Linked DNA regions of Homo sapiens: region 2 is linked to region 1. The links are chromatin loops, found by intact Hi-C in ENCODE. Cell type or tissue: heart right ventricle. All regions are shown on one strand. Links, peaks and the distances in the headings refer to the core of each region. The heading gives the core; the rest is flanking DNA. Region 1 overlaps P3H1 (prolyl 3-hydroxylase 1). Region 2 overlaps CCDC30 (coiled-coil domain containing 30).

Region 1 (8,767 bases), core at 542-8,541:
GTGGGATGGGCCTGGTACTCATTGTCTCTGGCCCCTAAAGAGGGGCGTTGTGTTAGTCCGTTTTCACACTGCTGATAAAGACGTACCCGAGACTGGGCAATTTACAAAAGAAAGAGGTTTACTTGGACTTACAGTTCCATGTGGCTGGGGAAGCCTCACAATCATGGTGGAAGGCAAAGAGGAGCAAGTCACATCTTACATGGATGGCAGCAGGCAAAGAGAGAACTTCTGCAGGCAAACTCCCATTTTTTTATTTTTTATTTTTTATTATTTTATTTATTTATTTATTTATTTATTTATTTTTTTTTTATTGATCATTCTTGGGTGTTTCTCGCAGAGGGGGATTTGGCAGGGTCACAGGACAATAGTGGAGGGAAGGTCAGCAGATAAACAAGTGAACAAAGGTCTCTGGTTTTCCTAGGCAGAGGACCCTGCGGCCTTCCGCAGTGTTTGTGTCCCTGGGTACTTAAGATTAGGGAGTGGTGATGACTCTTAACGAGCATGCTGCCTTCAAGCATCTGTTTAACAAAGCACATCTTGCACCGCCCTTAATCCATTTAACCCTGAGTGGACACAGCACATGTTTCAGAGAGCACAGGGTTGGGGATAAGGTCACAGATCAACAGGATCCCAAGGCAGAAGAATTTTTCTTAGTACAGAACAAAATGAAAAGTCTCCCATGTCTACTTCTATCCACACAGACCCCGCAACCATCCGATTTCTCAATTTTTTCCCCACCCTTCCCGCCTTTCTATTCCACAAAACCGCCATCGTCATCATGGCCCATCCCCAATGAGCCGCTGGGCACACCTCCCAGACGGGGTCGTGGCTGGGCAGAGGGGCTCCTCACTTCCCAGTAGGGGCGGCCGGGCAGAAGCGCCCCTCACCTCCCGGATGGGGCGGCTGGCCGGGCGGGGGGCTGACCCCCCCACCACCCTCCCGGACGGGGCGGCTGGCCAGGCAGAGGGGCTCCTCACTTCCCAGTAGGGGCAGCCGGGCAGAGGCGCCCCTCACCTCCTGGATAGGGCGGCTGGCCGGGCAGGGGGCTGACCCCCCCACCTCCCTCCCGGACGGGGCGGCTGGCCGGGCAGAGGGGTCCTCACTTCCCAGTAGGGGCGGCCGGGCAGAGGCGCCCCTCACCTCCCGGACAGGGCGGCCGGCCGGGCGGGGGGCTGACCCCCCCACCTCCCTCCCGGACGGGGCGGCTGGCCGACCACCCCCCCCGGCCTCCCTCCCGGACGGGGTGGCTGGCCGGGCTGAGGGGCTCCTCACTTCCCAGTAGGGGCGGCCGGGCAGAGGCGCCCCTCACCTCCCGGACGCAAACTCCCATTTTTTTAAAGCCACCAGATCTCGTGAGACTTATTCAGTATTATGAGAACAGCACGGGAAAGATCCACCCCCATTATTCAGTCATCTCCCACCAGGTCCCTTCCACAACACATGGGAATTATGGGAACTACAAGATAAGATTTGGGTAGGGACACAGAGCCAAACCATATCAGTCGTTGAGGGCAGCTGACCATCTGTCTCCTTGGCAGCTGGGGCAAGAAGGCAAAGTTCCTCTGCAGAGTGCCCACCTGTACTACAACGTGACGGAGAAGGTGCGGCGCATCATGGAGTCCTACTTCCGCCTGGATACGCCCCTCTACTTTTCCTACTCTCATCTGGTGTGCCGCACTGCCATCGAAGGTGGGCCTCATTACCCCTGCAGCACCCGCCCCCGCATGCTGTACCTCAGCTCTGTGCTGGATGCTGAAGACACAGAGAGAACAGGATGCGGTCCCTTTTCTTCAGTTGGGGAACCAATGTAAATACATGGGTGGCATCCCAGTGTGATGCATGCCACAGTAGCATGGAGGAAGTTATAGTCAACCTACCTGGGGATCAAGAAGGCTTCCCAGAGGGAAATGGGGTGCAGCCAGAAAGGGGGCCACCCGTCACTTGTCACACAACGCACTTTAATGGGGAAGCTGGTGCTAAACCATTCATAGAGGACCTGCCTCCGGGTTAGGGTTTCATACATAGCTGAGCAGCTCCCTCGCTGCCATCTGTTGAAAGACAGCCCTCAACAGAAGGGCTTGTTAAAAGCAAAAATAATAACAACAACAACAACAACAAAAAGAAGGCTTCCCAGAGGAAGCAATGGCAGTTTTGCAGGATGAATACGATTACGGAGTACTCCGGGTGGTGGGATGGTGTTTGCACAGGAGTGGAGGCATTGTGCAGCCTGGTAGTCAGGGGAACTAAGAAAGGTGCCAAATCCTGGAGAGCTACATTCAAGGGAATTTTTATCCTTTAGCTCAACCATAGCTATGTGGCAGATTCTCTTTTACTAATTGTTAAATACCAAATTTGTGAGAGAGCTTCGTGATTTACAAGTGAGAGTGGCCTGGAGGTTATTCCTCATTCCCTCGCCCACCCACATTCCCTTTTGCATGTCCAAGAAGGGGAGAGGTTCAGCTAGTGCTGCAAGGATCCTATGTGGCCCAGAGCCGGCTCTGTCATACTGGAGCCTCCAGCAGGCCCCTGGCAGTGATGGCCATTGGTACGTGGCACAGATCAGAGGGCTTTCCTCTACCTCAGAATGTTTGGAATTCTGTCACAATCTGGGCACACCCAAAGGGACCAGTCAGACACACAACTGGGTGTGTCACAAGCCCCCGGTGGGAGAGCACAAGCACAGGTGCCAGGAGGCCAGGGAGGCCTCATCAAGCAGTGAAGGACGTGGTGAGGCCTTGACTTTTAAAGGATTCATTTTGCTGCTGTGTGTGTGGAGAGATTTCAAACCAAAAAGGGAAGCTGGTCAGCAATGACCTCTGTGGACAAGGGCAAAGCCCTAAACTCAGGAAGTGGCAGTGGGAGGAGGGAGAAGTGAGGCCCCGGGAAGGTGCAGGAGGTGGATGGACAGGACCTGGTGACTGGCTGGACAAGTGGGAATGGAGAAGGAGGCACCCACCACGACGTGACGGTGCCTACATAGAGCATGCCAAAGGTTTGCGTTGGGGAAAGACGTGGTCTGCCTGGCATTTGACAGTGAGCCCGGTCTGTTCCCTTTCGTGACCTTCTCCCTGCATGGTTTCTCCACCCACCCCACCCCAGAGCCCCACTGAAGTTCATGCTTTCCCTTTGCTAGCCAGCTCTTCTCTGCCCCACTTCCTGCCACTCAGCCCCATCTCCTGCAGTCCTGATGGAGGACTGACCCACTCTGCCCTGCGTCCGTCCCACCTCCTGATCCCTCATTCTCACTTCCCTGGGCCTTTGTATTTTGTAAAGTCCAGCTACAAACCAGGGTTGTGCCATTCTGCCCAGGATCTGCCCTTGGTTGGAGCCCTTCATTCCTGCTTGCCACACCCTGCTCACTTCTGCCAAGAACTGTCCTAGGAAGCCTGCAGACTTGTCCTGACCCCTAGGCTTGTGGCTTAGCCAAAGACACCCCCCTAGTTCATTGGGCATTCCGTAGACTCAAACACATTTTGGGAAGCACCTCCCCTGCCAAGAAGAGAGCTATGCCGTCTCCCGAGGTGCTCCCTTGCTAACATGTGTGACATTGGCCCCAGAGGTCCAGGCAGAGAGGAAGGATGATAGTCATCCAGTCCACGTGGACAACTGCATCCTGAATGCCGAGACCCTCGTGTGTGTCAAAGAGCCCCCAGCCTACACCTTCCGCGACTACAGGTGAGTGCGGGGCAGGTGCAGGGTGAGGAGGTCTGTGCCCTCCTCAGAGGCCCCACAGTGCCCTGCACTCTACTACCCCACCCTAGCACACACACACTGGTTGGGGCTAGCTGTTCCCAGAGTCCAATCCTTTATCCCCAAACCCGCTGGATAAGAAGATAGGCAAAGAGGGAATCATATCGTGGTGTGACAAGAACGGTAGTGTGAGTGGGCACAGGGGACTCTAAGGCGAGGGTGGAGAGTGGAAAGGTGGAGTTTGTACGGCATCAGTATAGGTTCTTAAAGGTTTCCCTCCCACACAAAGCCACCCTCCTGCTGCTGGTTGAGAGCACCTGGAGGTGAAGGCTCAGGGGAAAGGGAGGCAGGGAAGGGCCATGATGAGATGTCTCTGCCTTTCCCAGCGCCATCCTTTACCTAAATGGGGACTTCGATGGCGGAAACTTTTATTTCACTGAACTGGATGCCAAGACCGTGACGGTGAGTGCTCCCTTGTCCTTGTCCCTGGGAGATAAAAAGTCTGTTTTCTACAGCTGATGTTCCCAAAGTGCAGTGGACAAAAATAACCAACTGGGCTTCCCAGTGGGCGGTACCCTTCCCCCATCCAGAGGGGCTTTGAGACGTGTCCATCACTCCTCTAACCAGTCACCCTTTCTCTTTAGTTCTGGTCTTAGGGAAGCCATACTGAAGAGCTGCCCTCGGTCGTGAGCCCTAATGAGCCCATGTCTCTTCTGAGAGTGGATTACAGTCTTTGTCCTGTGCAACCCCCCTCCCTTTCTGTCCCCCTTAGGCAGAGGTGCAGCCTCAGTGTGGAAGAGCCGTGGGATTCTCTTCAGGCACTGAAAACCCACATGGAGTGAAGGCTGTCACCAGGGGGCAGCGCTGTGCCATCGCCCTGTGGTTCACCCTGGACCCTCGACACAGCGAGCGGGTGAGAGCAGCTCGAGCGGGTGAGAGCAGCTGGTGCTGTGGTGACCCGTTCCCAGAGCGCCCTTGGTTTGCCTTTCTCTTCCCCAAATCCCATTGCCAGTGGCTGAGACACGAAAGGAGCACTTGGGACACCAGCTCCAACGCCCTGTCATTATGGTCACATTGCCTTGTCCTCCCTGGGCCTGCTGTGAACGGGATCCAGGTGGGGAAAGAGGTCAAGACAGGGAGCGATGCTGAGTTCTTGGTTCCCTCCTTGGGCCCCACTTCAGCTGTCCTTTTCCAGAGAGTAGGACCTGCTGGGAAGGAGATGAGCCTGGGGCCATTAAGGAACCTTCCTTGTCCCCTGGGAAGTAGCAGCTGAGAGATAGCGAGTGTCTGGAGCGGAGGCCTCTCTGAATGGGCAGGGGTTTGTCCTTGCAGGACAGGGTGCAGGCAGATGACCTGGTGAAGATGCTCTTCAGCCCAGAAGAGATGGACCTCTCCCAGGAGCAGCCCCTGGATGCCCAGCAGGGCCCCCCCGAACCTGCACAAGAGTCTCTCTCAGGCAGTGAATCGAAGCCCAAGGATGAGCTATGACAGCGTCCAGGTCAGACGGATGGGTGACTAGACCCATGGAGAGGAACTCTTCTGCACTCTGAGCTGGCCAGCCCCTCGGGGCTGCAGAGCAGTGAGCCTACATCTGCCACTCAGCCGAGGGGACCCTGCTCACAGCCTTCTACATGGTGCTACTGCTCTTGGAGTGGACATGACCAGACACCGCACCCCCTGGATCTGGCTGAGGGCTCAGGACACAGGCCCAGCCACCCCCAGGGGCCTCCACAGGCCGCTGCATGACAGCGATACAGTACTTAAGTGTCTGTGTAGACAACCAAAGAATAAATGATTCATGGTTTTTTTTACTTGGTTTGTTCAGACAATGGAAATTTGCCCATTCTGTCCCAGAGGTCTCACTTGATAAAAATTGCTCTAGGCAGGACCCAGTGGCAGGTGTGGGACGAGAAGTCCTGGCTTGGCACCTGGCTCAACCACTTGCTGTGCAGCCACAGGCCAGACACTTAACCTTCAGCACCTCGGGGTTGTCATCTGTATAATGGGGATCATAGTCCTCCCTCTGCTCACCTTCTGGGGCAGCTGTATGGCCCAGATGCAATATCGGATGTGACAACACTTTTGTAAACGGTAAAGCTCTGGGTGAATGGTTGGGATTATTGTTAATCCTCTTCTGGCAGGGAGCGGCGGTCAGCAGTGCTCTGGCACGTCACCCCTATGTCAGCCACATGCTTCCTGCTCTGCCGTCTGGCCTCAGTGTCCTGTATCTCGGCCTCCCTGTGCAGGAAGACACACTCTAGGAAACACTGGAAATGGAGATTCAGCTCCTCTGGCTACATCCCTGGTACTAGGTCCAGAGCTTTTACTGTGCTTGAGATGCCACAGGGCGTTGAGTGTAGGAACCTGCACATGAGTGTTCACTTCTTCCATCAATCAATATGTATTTACTGAGCACCAGCTAAGTGCCTGGTGCTGGGAACGTGGCAGTGAACAAGTCCCCACCTTCATACAGCTTGTATTTTGTAGGAGAAACAGATAACACATGTAAATTGTGTGTGTGTGTGTGTGTGTGTGTGTGTGTGTGTAAAACCCTTAGAGGTAGAAAATAAAACAAGTCAGGGTCCAAGGTGGAGGAAAAACAAGGAAGCCAATGTGGCGGTGTAGATTGGTCAAGAAAGAGTATGGTGACATTAGCCAGGAGACGTGTCACGTGCCTGTAGTCCCAGCTGGACGCTGAGGCAGGAAGATCGCTTGAGCCTGGAAGTTCGAGGCTGCAGTGAGCTATGATCGCCCGACTGCACTCCAGCCTTCACAAGAAAGCAAGATCCCAACTCTAAAAACAAATAAAAAGGAAAGTGGTGGATTGTCAGGGGTGTCTGGGGGCCTATTTTTAAAGTAGAGCCAACAGGCATTGCTGATGGATTGGATGTGAGGTGTGAGAAAAGGCATCAAGAAGAAGCTAGGCCAGGCTCAGTAGCTCCGCTTGTAATCCCAGCAGTTTGGGAGGCGAAGGCCAGTGGATCACTTGAGTTCAGAAGTTTAAGACCAGCCTGGTCAACATAGGGTGACCCTATCTCTAAAAAAAACTTGAAAAGCCAGGCATGGTGATGCACACCTGTGGTCCCAATACTAAGGAGGCTGAGGTAGGAGGATCATGAGCCCAGGACGTCAAGCCTGCTCCATTGCACTCCAGCCTGAGTGACAGAGCAAGACCATGTCTCAAAGAAAGAACAAGGCTGGTCTTTGTGGCTCACGCCTGTAATCCCAGCACTTTGGGAGACTGAGGTGGGTGGCTCACCCAAGGTCAGGAGGTCGAGACCAGCCTGGCCAACATGGTGAAACCCGTCTCTACTAAAAATACAAAAATTAGCTGGGTGTGGTGGCAGGCGCCTGTAATCCCAGCTACTCGGGAGACTGAGGCGAGATAATCATTTGAACCCAGGAGGCGGAGGTTGCAGTGAGCCAAGATCACGCCATTGCACTCCAGCCTGGGCAACAAGAGTGACACTCCATCTCAAATAAATAAATAAGAACAAAAACAAAAATTTCAATTAAAAAGTTTATTGGGCTGAGCACAGTGGCACACACTTGTAATCCCAACACTTTGGGAGGCCAAGTCAGGAGATCACTTAAGCCCAGGAGTTCAAGACCAGCCTTGGCAACATTGGAAGACCGTATTGCTATTAAAAAAGAAAAATTGTTTTTTAGGAAACGATTATTTTTTGAGCTGGGAGATAGCACTGCGTGTTAGTTGGCTGGTGGGAATGATCCAGTCAAGACAGTCACTCCTCCTTTTATCATGGTTGATCCCCGCCATCCTATTTGGGTGGCTCACTCGGCGTACAGAGAGGACCACGTTAGTGCAAAAAGCATGAACTTTACCCACACACTGAGCTGGGTGACACTCCCACTTCCACCATGTGGAGTTGTGTGACCTCCAGCAAGTTAGGGAACCTGTATGTGTTTCCTCACCAGCGGAATGGAATCACAGTCCTTCCCGCGATGGTTGAGCGGATGAACAAGGGAATGCTCACAAAGCAACCAGCACGACACTTAGCCCATGGTAGACATCAACATTACAGAAGACTACATCAGCCTAATTCTGGTTTTCCAGAAGTTTCCACATCAAGGCAGATGACTTTACAGTTTCAACTTATGCTAAACAGATACAGGCAGCAGCCTCTTAACTGAGCTCACAAAAGGCCAGATGTTTTCAAGGCAGCAGGCCCAAGATAAGTGTATATAGAGTGGGGCGAGTCCTCCTGGAAGCATGGGGTGATGGCAGCCCGGCTGAGATGCGACTGTGATTTCGGTCTGCGTTTGGTAACGCACATGCAAGGGCGCGCGAGCAATGAGAGGATGACTGCTTGAGAAGAAAGGAGAGAGCCCATGGGAGGGTTGGAGGGGATGAAAGGCAACTCCTCAAACACAGTGAAGATTTGGATGTGGAAGACGCCGCTGGTCTCTGGCGCCCCAGGCATCTAGCAGAGCTCTCAGCAGGGGCATCAAGAGACAGATGCTGTACTCAGTGTGGTTAGCACAGGTAAATGGGACAGCCACATGTGTCACAGAGGCGCAGGGCCCGGGCGAGAGGGTGGAACACAAAAATGTGTCTGCTAACACAGTCTCAAGGTGCTCAGGGACCTTAGGAAGGAGGTAAACGACGCAATAAGTGCAGTGAATGGAAATATGCCAAGAGTATGATGGGATTGCAGATCAGGATGCTTAGCCGTGCCTGGGCAGGCAGAATCGTTGGGGGTGGCCACACAGCTGGCTGTATTGCTTTCTAGCTGTGCGCCCTGAGGCAAGTAGTCTCCATTCCAAGCTTATAGTTCCGGGAATCTCAGACTCTGAGTTGGGAGGGTGATAAGAACTCCAAAATTTCAAATGATGATTGCAGAGAAGGTGCTAGATTGCTAAAGACTGAATCGGACCCTCCTAACTGACAATGAGAGAGGGCGGTGGAAAGGTCTCCGATTTTTCACAGGGAGGGAGGCAAAAGCATTGAATCCTCATACCAATCAGTCAATGATCAACACATACCTAGCAAGGCTGGCTCTCGGTCAGGCACTGTTGCAGAGGAAGTGGCAGTGGGTCTTCAGCCACAGGCAGTCTG
Region 2 (8,767 bases), core at 481-8,480, 240 kb after region 1:
GATCTTCCCCATGACCCAAACACCTGTCACTCGGTACCACCTCCCAATACCACCACACTGGGAATCAAATTTCAACATGAAAAGGAGTTTTGGCAGGGACAAGCCATATCCAAACCATAGTACCACTTCACACACTTAGGATGGCTACCATGAAAAAAACAGACAACAACAAATGTTGGCAATGATGTGGAGAAATTAGTATGATTCTACACGGTTGGTGGAAATGTAAAGTGATATAGTTCCTGTGGAGAATAGTATGACAGTTCCTCAAGAAAAAGTAGACACAGAATTTCCATATCATCTGACAATTTCACTTCTGGTTATATACCCCAAAGAATTTAAAGCAGGGATGCAAATATGTATTTGTACACCCATTATTTACACTAGCTAAAATGTGGAAGCCACCCAAGTATCCACTGACAGACAAATAGATCAGCAAAATGTGGTATATACATTCAATGCAATATGATTCAGCCTTAAAAAAGAAGGAAATTCTGACACATGCTATAACATGGATGAACCTTGAAGACATCATTCTAAATTAAATAAGCCAATCACAAAAAGATAAATAGTACATGATTCCCCTTATATGAAATATCTAGAGTAGTCAAAATCATAGAGACAGATAGTAAAATGGTGGTTTCCAGAGGCTGGATGCAGGGAGTATCTTAGTCCCTTTGGACTATTATAACAAAATACCATAGACTAGGTAATTTACAAACAATAGAAGTTTATTTATCAGAGTTCTAGAGGCGAGAAGTTTAAGATTAAGGTACTAGTAGGTTTGGTGTCTGGTGAGGCACCTTTCTGCTTCCAAGTTGGCACCTTGTTGCTGCATTTTCCAGAAGAAATGAACACAGTGTCCACACACAGTCTCATTTCAACCTCAAGGCCTTTTACAAAAATGCTAATGCCATTCATGAGGGCTCTGCCAAATCATCTCCCAAAGGCCACATCTCTTAATACTGTTGCATTCTAGTTACCATAACAAAATCCCACAAACTGGGGTCTTAAAACAATAGAAATGTATTATCTCACAGTTTTGAAGGCTAGAAATCTGAAATCAAGGTATTAGTAGGGCCATATTCCTTTTGAGACTCTGGGTAGCATCATTTCTTGACTCTTCCTAGCTTCTGATGATGGCTGCTTATTCTTGTTTTTTTTTTTTTGGCTTGCAGCTGCATCATTCCAGTCTCTGCCTCTGTAATCACATGGCATTCTCTCTGTGTATGACTGTCTTCACATGGCATTTCTTCTTGTTATAATTGTACCAGTCATATTGGATTAAGGCCCACCCTAATTAACTCATCTTAATTTGATTACTTCTTCAAAAGTACTATTTCCAAATAATGTCACATTTACAGGTCCTGGGGGTTAGGACTTCAATATATTTCAGGGTACAGGACACAATTCAACACCTAAGAGGCCAAGCACAGTGGCTTATGCCTGTAATCCCAGCACTTTGGGAGGCCAAGGTGTGTGGATCACCTGAGGTCAGGAGTTCAAGACCAGCCTGGCCAACATGGTGAAACCCCATCTATACAAAAATACAAAAATTAGCTGGGTATGATGGCAGGTGCCTATAATCTCAGCTACTTGGGAGGGTGAGGCAGGAGAATCACTTGAACCTGGTAGGCTGAGGTTGCAGTGAGCTGAGATCTCGCCATTGCACTCCAGCCTGGGCGACAGAGCATGACTCCATCTCAAAAACAAAAACGAAAACAAAACACATAAGAGACTAATATACAAAATATATAAAGAGCTCCTGAGACTCAACAAAAAGAATAAATAACTCCATTAAAATTGGTAAAGGATTTGAAAAAATTTTCACCAAAGAAGATATGCAAATGGCTAACAAGCACTTGAAAAGGCAGATACTCAGTATCATTAGTCATTCAGGAAATATAAATCAAAACCACATTGAGACACTACTTCACACCAGCTAGGATGGTTATAATAAAAAAGAAGGATAAGTGTTGGAGAAGATATGGAGAAACTGCAACCCTCATACACTGCTGATGAGATGTAAAATAGTACATCTTCATTGGAAAACAGTCTGGTAGTTCCTCAGAAGGTTAAATGTAGAGTTAGCATATGACCCAATAATTCCACTTCTAGGAATATCCCCAAGAGACATGAAAACATATGTCCATACAAAAACTTATAAATGAACATTCATAACAGAATTATTCATAATAATCACAAAGTAGAAACTATCAAATGTCCAATTGATGAATAAATAAACAAAATGTGATGTATATCTGATATAGTTTGGATATTTGTCCTCACCAAATCTCATGTTGAAATGTGATCTCCAATGTTGGAGGTGGGGCATTAGTGGGAGGCATTTTGATCATGAGGGGGAATCCTTCATGAATGGCTTAGTACCCTCCCCACAGTAATAAGTTCACATGAGATATGGTTGTTAAAAAGAGGCTAAGCCCTTCCCCCTCTCTCACCATGAGACAGACCTACTACTTCTTTGCCTTCAGCCATGACTGTAAGCTTCCTAAGGCCCTCACCAGAAGCAGATGCCATCATTATGCTTCTTGTACAGCTTGCAGAACTGTAAGCCAAAATAAACCTCGTCTTTATAAATTAACCAGCCTCGGGTACTCCTTTATAGCGACATAAAATACACTAATGATATAGGAGTTAAAAAGAAATTATTTAGGAAGATTTTGAGGGTAAGGAAGTCCTCATTAAGGTTTTACTTTTCATGAAAAGCACCCCCAAAATCATTTTCTTTTCTAACAAAGAGCAGTCTGTAAAATTGAGCTGCAGACATAGACAAGCAAACTGAAAACTTGCACAGGTGAATGCCGGCAGTTGTGCCAATAGGAAAAGGCTACCTGGGACTAGGCATGATCAAAATGGCGGCTCCATCTTCCCTTCTCTTTGCCAGCCACATATACAGTAAGGAGCAGACAAGATGGCGCTGGCCAAGTAGAAAACCCATTTGCATATTAAGATCAGGGTGGGGTGACAAACCTTCCCCACACACTATGTAAATATTATACCTGGTCAGGACAATCTGTTGGCCCTACATAAATCAGACACTGCCTCCTCAATCCTGCCTATAAAATCTGCTGCAGTCTGCTGCAGGTCAGCTTTTCCCTTTCAGATGCCCCTCTCTCTCACAAGAGAGAGCTGCTCTCCTCTCTCCTTTCTTCTGCCTATTAAACTTTCCCCTCCTTAACCCACCCATGTATGTCCATGTCCTTAATCTTCTTGGCATGAGACAATGAACCCTGGATATTTCCCCAGACAATGATGCTACTTCCCTTGGTGGCTTGTCCAGGATCAGAACAGGAACAGAAGGTATAACCATCAGAGTGGTAAGAATGGGAGCAAATCTCAAATCTGTCCTTTAATTTTGAGGTTCTTGGCCTCCATTTTAGAATCAAATCAAACTAAATAAAAAATACTGGGCTCCCATCAACCATTTAAAAACACGGTTAGCGTGGCTGCCAGCCTTACAAGACACAGGGGTGAGGTGTACTGAGGAGAACATGGAGAATCCCCCAGAAACCACGGGTTGCTGGGCATGTTGGCCATGTTTGAATGAGTTACTTTTCATGTTGGGCCTAGCCACCGCATGGGGCTGAGTGAGGTCCTGAAACAACTGAGGATTTCTGGTCAGGGCAACAACCTGCTATTATCCAAAGGCTTCTGGACTAATCCCAGCCTCTGACTGCTTGACTGGGTGTTGGCAAAAAGGATCTCCAGCTATCCTGTTGCAAAATTTCCTTCTTTTCTATCCATGGTTGCCATGTCTCCTATCCTCTCTCTATGTGCAATATGCGGGAAGTTTTACAGCTCAGGGAAGTGATCCTGTTAGGCAAGATCAGGAAATTCTATAGTAACAAAGGATATAACTCAGGGGAATGCTGTTGTGATTTTCTAGGATCAGAGGGTCTCCCCCCACCCGCCACAGTGAGGTCACTCCCTGCCCTTAGTCTGGAGAGCACATGGCATTTCCAGGTCACTCTCTGCCCTTGGTCAGGAAAGCATATGGCATTTCCAGGTCTGTTGGGAATGGGCCCCCAAATCTGGCCATAAACTGGCCCCAAAACTGGCCATAAACAAAATCTCTTTGAGCAGCACTGTGACATGCTCATGATGCCCTTGACGCCCACACTGGAAGGTTGTCGGTTTACCAGAATGAGGGCAAGGAACACCTGGCCCACCCAGGGTGGAAAACCACTTAAGGTGTTCTTAAACCACAAACAATAGCATGAGCGATCTGTGCCTTGAGGACATGTTCATGCTGCAGATAACTAGCCAGAGCCCATCCCTTTATTTCGGCCCATCCCTTTGTTTCCCGTAAGGAATACTTTTAGTTAATCTACAATCTATAGAAACAATGTTTATCACTGGCTTACTGTCAATAAATATGTGGGTAAATCTCTGTTCAAGGCTGTCAGCTCTGAAGGCTGTGAGACACCTGATTTCCCACTTCACACTCTATATTTCTGTGTGTGTCTTTAATTCCTCTAGCACTGCTGGGTTAGGGTCTCCACGACCAAGCTGGTCTCAGACAGGTCACTCTCTGCCCTTAGTCTGGAGAGCACATGGCATTTCAAGGTCAATAGCGCCACCTAGAGGAATAAAAATCCTCTCCATGAGGCACAATGTCGTCCCTTTGCCAAATTCTCCTCCCAATTCTCCTCCCTTTTTGCACCAATATACTAAAAATCAGGCTCTATGCCCCTTCTGTAAATGGGAAAACTCTGCTTTTGACAATTAGGAGTCCTAATTGGCCACAAATGGCCTCTGGCACCAAATTTTAGTCTTGACACTGTCCCATCGGCAGGAAAAATGCCATTTGGTCCCTACGTTCTTTTAAGGCACCTATTCTACCTCCAATTAGAACAGTACTTAAATAGTAAGGGAATTTTAGGTCCAGAAGTTAACTGGAACCATTCTCTAAGGGGAAACGCTTTAGCATGGGCCATGATAGTAGGATATAGAGTTCAATCTAGTACCCTTTCTCCATTAAAGGGGCCTTGTCCAAATGCAACTATTACATAGTATTTCCTGAGATCCATCTTTGAGGGAGGATGCAGATCACATAAGTCTAGGAAGTCAAAGGGAAATCACAAGTGGAGGACTAGAGTCACATGGGTAATCGTGACTAATCCCAGTTGCTTAGTTCCTCTGGTTCCACAACTGGGGGTCATGCCCGCAACCATGAGTGGCACATTTAACAAGGTGCTGGGACCCAGGAACCAAGGAGGGAAAACAGTAAGGGGGATGCCCTCACTGTCTTCCCCTCCACCCTGGGTCACACTGAAAGGAATAGGATTAAAGGGACGCCTTTTTCTCGCTTCTCTTTCTAAATGGGTAACAGACCATCTTCAGCTTGCACCTCTCTGTAGTGCTTTCTGAAGCACAAGGACTCCTTTGACCCTGAGACTTTGAAGAAAAAGTGGCTCATTTTCTTTTACACAAGAGCATGGCCTTTTTACTAGATCTTCACAAGAGTTGCACAATCAACCCAGCCCTTATAGCAGTCATATCAGGCGACCTACAGAGAATGATTCCCCCAAATTAGAGAAGCAACTTCCAGGGAAACCATCTGAGGATCCCCCTTATTTGGGGCCCCCCTCAAGTTCCCTTCTCATTGCAGGACCTTAGGCAAATAAAGGGAGACTTAGGCCAATTTTCTGACGATGCTGATAAGTATATAGAAGCTTTCCACATTTTTTTTTTTTTTTGAAACGGAGTCTTGCTCTCTCACCCAGGCTGGAGTGCAGTGGCGCGATCTCACCTCACTGCAACCTCCACTTCCCAGGTTCAAGTGATTCTCCTGCCTCAGCCTCCCAAGTAGCTGGGACCACAGGCGTGTGCCACCACATCCAGCTAATTATTGTATTTTTAGTAAAGACGGGTTTTCACCATATTGGCAAGGATGGTCTTGATCTCCTGACCTCGTGATCTGCCCACCTTGGCCCCCCAAAGTGCTGGGATTACAGGCATGAGCCACCACACCTGGCCTCCAAAATTTAACTCAAGTGTTTAACCTCTCACAAAGGGATATTATGCTATTCCTAAGCCAAACCCTAACCAAGGTTGAAAACCAGGCAGCTCCGCAGACAGCAGAGAAATTTGGAGATGAGCAATCTGTCTCCTATGGTAGGTCAAAAGGAAAAGAGAAAATAGAGAGAGTAAAGAAACAGGGGAATCATCATTCCCAATTGGAAGAGAGGCAGTACTTATTGACAACCCTAATTGAAACCCTCAAATGCAACTTCCAGATGCCCTGGTTCTTCCTGCCCACCATCTACATTGTCAGCTCCTCCAATTCTACAACACAAACCCCGAGACTTTTCTATGGTATTTTTCCTTCCTTTTTTCATGGTTTATAATGTTCCTCCAAACTGGGAAAAGTTAATTTCCCCAAACCTTAAAATGCTTTGCTTAGAGTTGAGCTTGGAGGAAGGGAACCCAGAAGCTTGACATACTGGCAAAAGGGTAAAAGTTTTACGGTTTTTTTTTTAACCAGTGGGCTTTTGGCTTCTCTCTCTCTGTGCAAACTGGTAAAATGAATAATAAGAATCACTGTTTATATTCTCTGTTAAGTTTTAATTAATGAAAGAGGATTTGTGAGGTTGGTCTTAAGTTGCAGCCAGTCTAGTGTGCATTGTGTGTCTTTCTGCATGATTCTGTTAAAAGAAAGGGTACCTTAGGTTAGGATACAGGCCCAGGACCTCATAAGCCTGTTGATCAAGCCAGCTCAACAAAGTGTTCAGTAACAAACTTTGCTACAGGCCTCTTCTTGTTTTATGTCCTTCGGAACATGACCTGTAACCACATGGCAATACTTTGTTTTAGTCCCCACCATTGTAAAATGGTGACTGTCTTCTGTGCTAAGTCAGTTCCTGGGTGGGGGTCTCAAACTCAGATAAGCCATTTTATCGATCTGGGTGGTGCTAGTTGATCTATCAAGGGCGGGGTTTGCAAAATATCTTAAGCACTGACCTTGAGAGCAGTTTAGAGAGAGTCAAAATCTTGTAGCCTCCAGCTGCATGGCTCCCAAGCAATGGTTTCTAATCTTGTGACTAGTTTCTTGGTCTGCTCCCCAGGAAAGAGGGATGGTTATCATCTTTGTTTTAGACTATAAACTGTAAATCACACTCCTTCCAGAGTTGGTTCAGCCTATGTCTAGGGATGGGGAAGGGCAGCTTTGGGGCTGGAAGCAAGATGGAGTTGGTTGGGTCAAAACTCTTTCACTGTCTCAGTCACAGTTTTGCAATGAAGGTTTCAAAAGCTGCTTACCACCCCTTTGAAAATACCTCATACACTCGCAGCTAAGTCATAACCTAATTTAGGCTGGTTGGTTTCACCTGTGAGGTTACTTTTTGTAAAGTTCAAAAGCTGAAAAACTTAACTGCTAGGTGTGGCTAAAGTCAAGTAACAAGGGACTTAAAAGGATTTTCTTAAAGAGTGCTCAGTTTGATTAAAAGCGGATATCCAAGCAAGGGTATATTTTAAAAACCTTTATGCTTTTCTCTTCTTGGAGCCTGTTTTTTTGAAAAAGGGCTTTTTTCTTCAGTCAACTGAACTATTTTTCTCCATTTTTTTTGTCTTGCCACTCTTAATGCACACATAAGAGGCCCTAAGATAACTTCTGGTAGTCTGGGACTTCTTGGGAAAAACAGAGGAGGTGCCACAGACCCTGTTTTGGGAAAACACATACACACACACACGTACACACCCTCTGTTTCCCTCATGAAACCCCAGGAATTAAAAGCAGCTACATCTCTCTCAAAATCAAAGGTGCTGTTCTGTTTCGCATTGTGTTATCTGATGGTTTTAAGTTTTGGGGCTATCAAATTACTTTGCATTATGAGAGGGCTTTGTGTAATAACTAGGTAAAAAATATACCTTAAGGGATGGCTAATAGAAGTTATGGAGGGATACTTACTTCTTTGCACATCTGGATCAGAGAAGCATGCTGTTGGCTACCCGGAAGATTTGGAAACATCCCCACCCCAAATTAAGGGATAAGGCTCCCATGGGGAGTGGGCTGATTACAAAATGGGCTGATTGCCTTTGGGTTGCCTTGCAATGAGATGCGTGGTAGAAGCACTACACTGTCTTCTCCCCATAGTATTTCCCTCCTTTTGGGAATCCAGGATCCACTATAAAATGGCACCCTTTATTTTGAGGATCTGTCTTTGCCTTCAGCTGTGCCAGCTTATTCAGCCATAAAAATGCATGCTTTCCTAGTCGTGTTCCTCCAAGGTCTCCACCCTGAAGCCAGTAATCCAATTAAGAAACTAGCAAATGAAAAATTTTACAAGTGCTAAATCTTCTGTCTGGGTAGCTATATATGTGTTGTGTGTAATATCTATAAAAAGAGCTCTAATTAATTGTCTTAGAGAAAAATAAATGCTTAAATATTTTAAAGGAAAGATAAAAGCTGTAATGCTTCTTAGTTAATGTGACTTTAATTTTTAAGAAATAAAAAAGTCTTCAAGATTATTGGTAAAATACAAGTGTTATCAATATAAACAGGTGATCTAAATCATGTAAGTCAAATACTAGGTTTGCTAAAGGTTTCAAGGTTGTAAACCACCTGCTTCACAATTTGGTAAGGGCTGGGGACATACAAAATTAACAACCCCCTAACTATGCTGGAAAAAGTAAGTGATTTTCTCTGTGCCTAGTACATAATCAAAACAACTTACCAGGTTTCACATTAAAGTTAAAAATTGCTATGAGTTACTATCATAATATGTAATTTTGACTACTAAAAATA

Evidence for each region. A loop is a pair of places that touch in the nucleus more often than their neighbours do. Peaks named below come from ENCODE experiments on the same cell type or tissue, not always from the same donor. Only the 100,000 strongest peaks of a DNase experiment are listed, where the experiment ranks them.
Region 2: a loop joins it to region 1, with 5 times the contacts of the local background. A loop is called at or near these places in 4 of 110 quality-filtered maps.

Annotation. Positions count from the first base shown.
Region 1 is chr1:42,743,108-42,751,874 of GRCh38, reverse strand. It overlaps P3H1 (prolyl 3-hydroxylase 1), which reads left to right. Exons shown (of 15, transcript NM_022356.4): 11 at 1,539-1,689; 12 at 3,558-3,675; 13 at 4,077-4,152; 14 at 4,463-4,603; 15 at 5,023-5,501. The coding sequence ends at 5,178. Among named protein-coding and RNA genes, the nearest start is that of CLDN19, 7.3 kb to the right of the region's middle. RefSeq lists an enhancer at 231-895 and a silencer at 6,491-6,691. In heart right ventricle, for the core only: a CTCF peak has its summit at 4,557 (motif pointing right); a DNase peak (open chromatin) is centred at 4,567.
Region 2 is chr1:42,507,610-42,516,376 of GRCh38, reverse strand. All of the region lies in intron 6 of CCDC30 (coiled-coil domain containing 30), which reads right to left. Among named protein-coding and RNA genes, the nearest start is that of CCDC30, 49 kb to the right of the region's middle. In heart right ventricle, for the core only: a CTCF peak has its summit at 4,599 (motif pointing left); no DNase peak of the experiment used is centred there.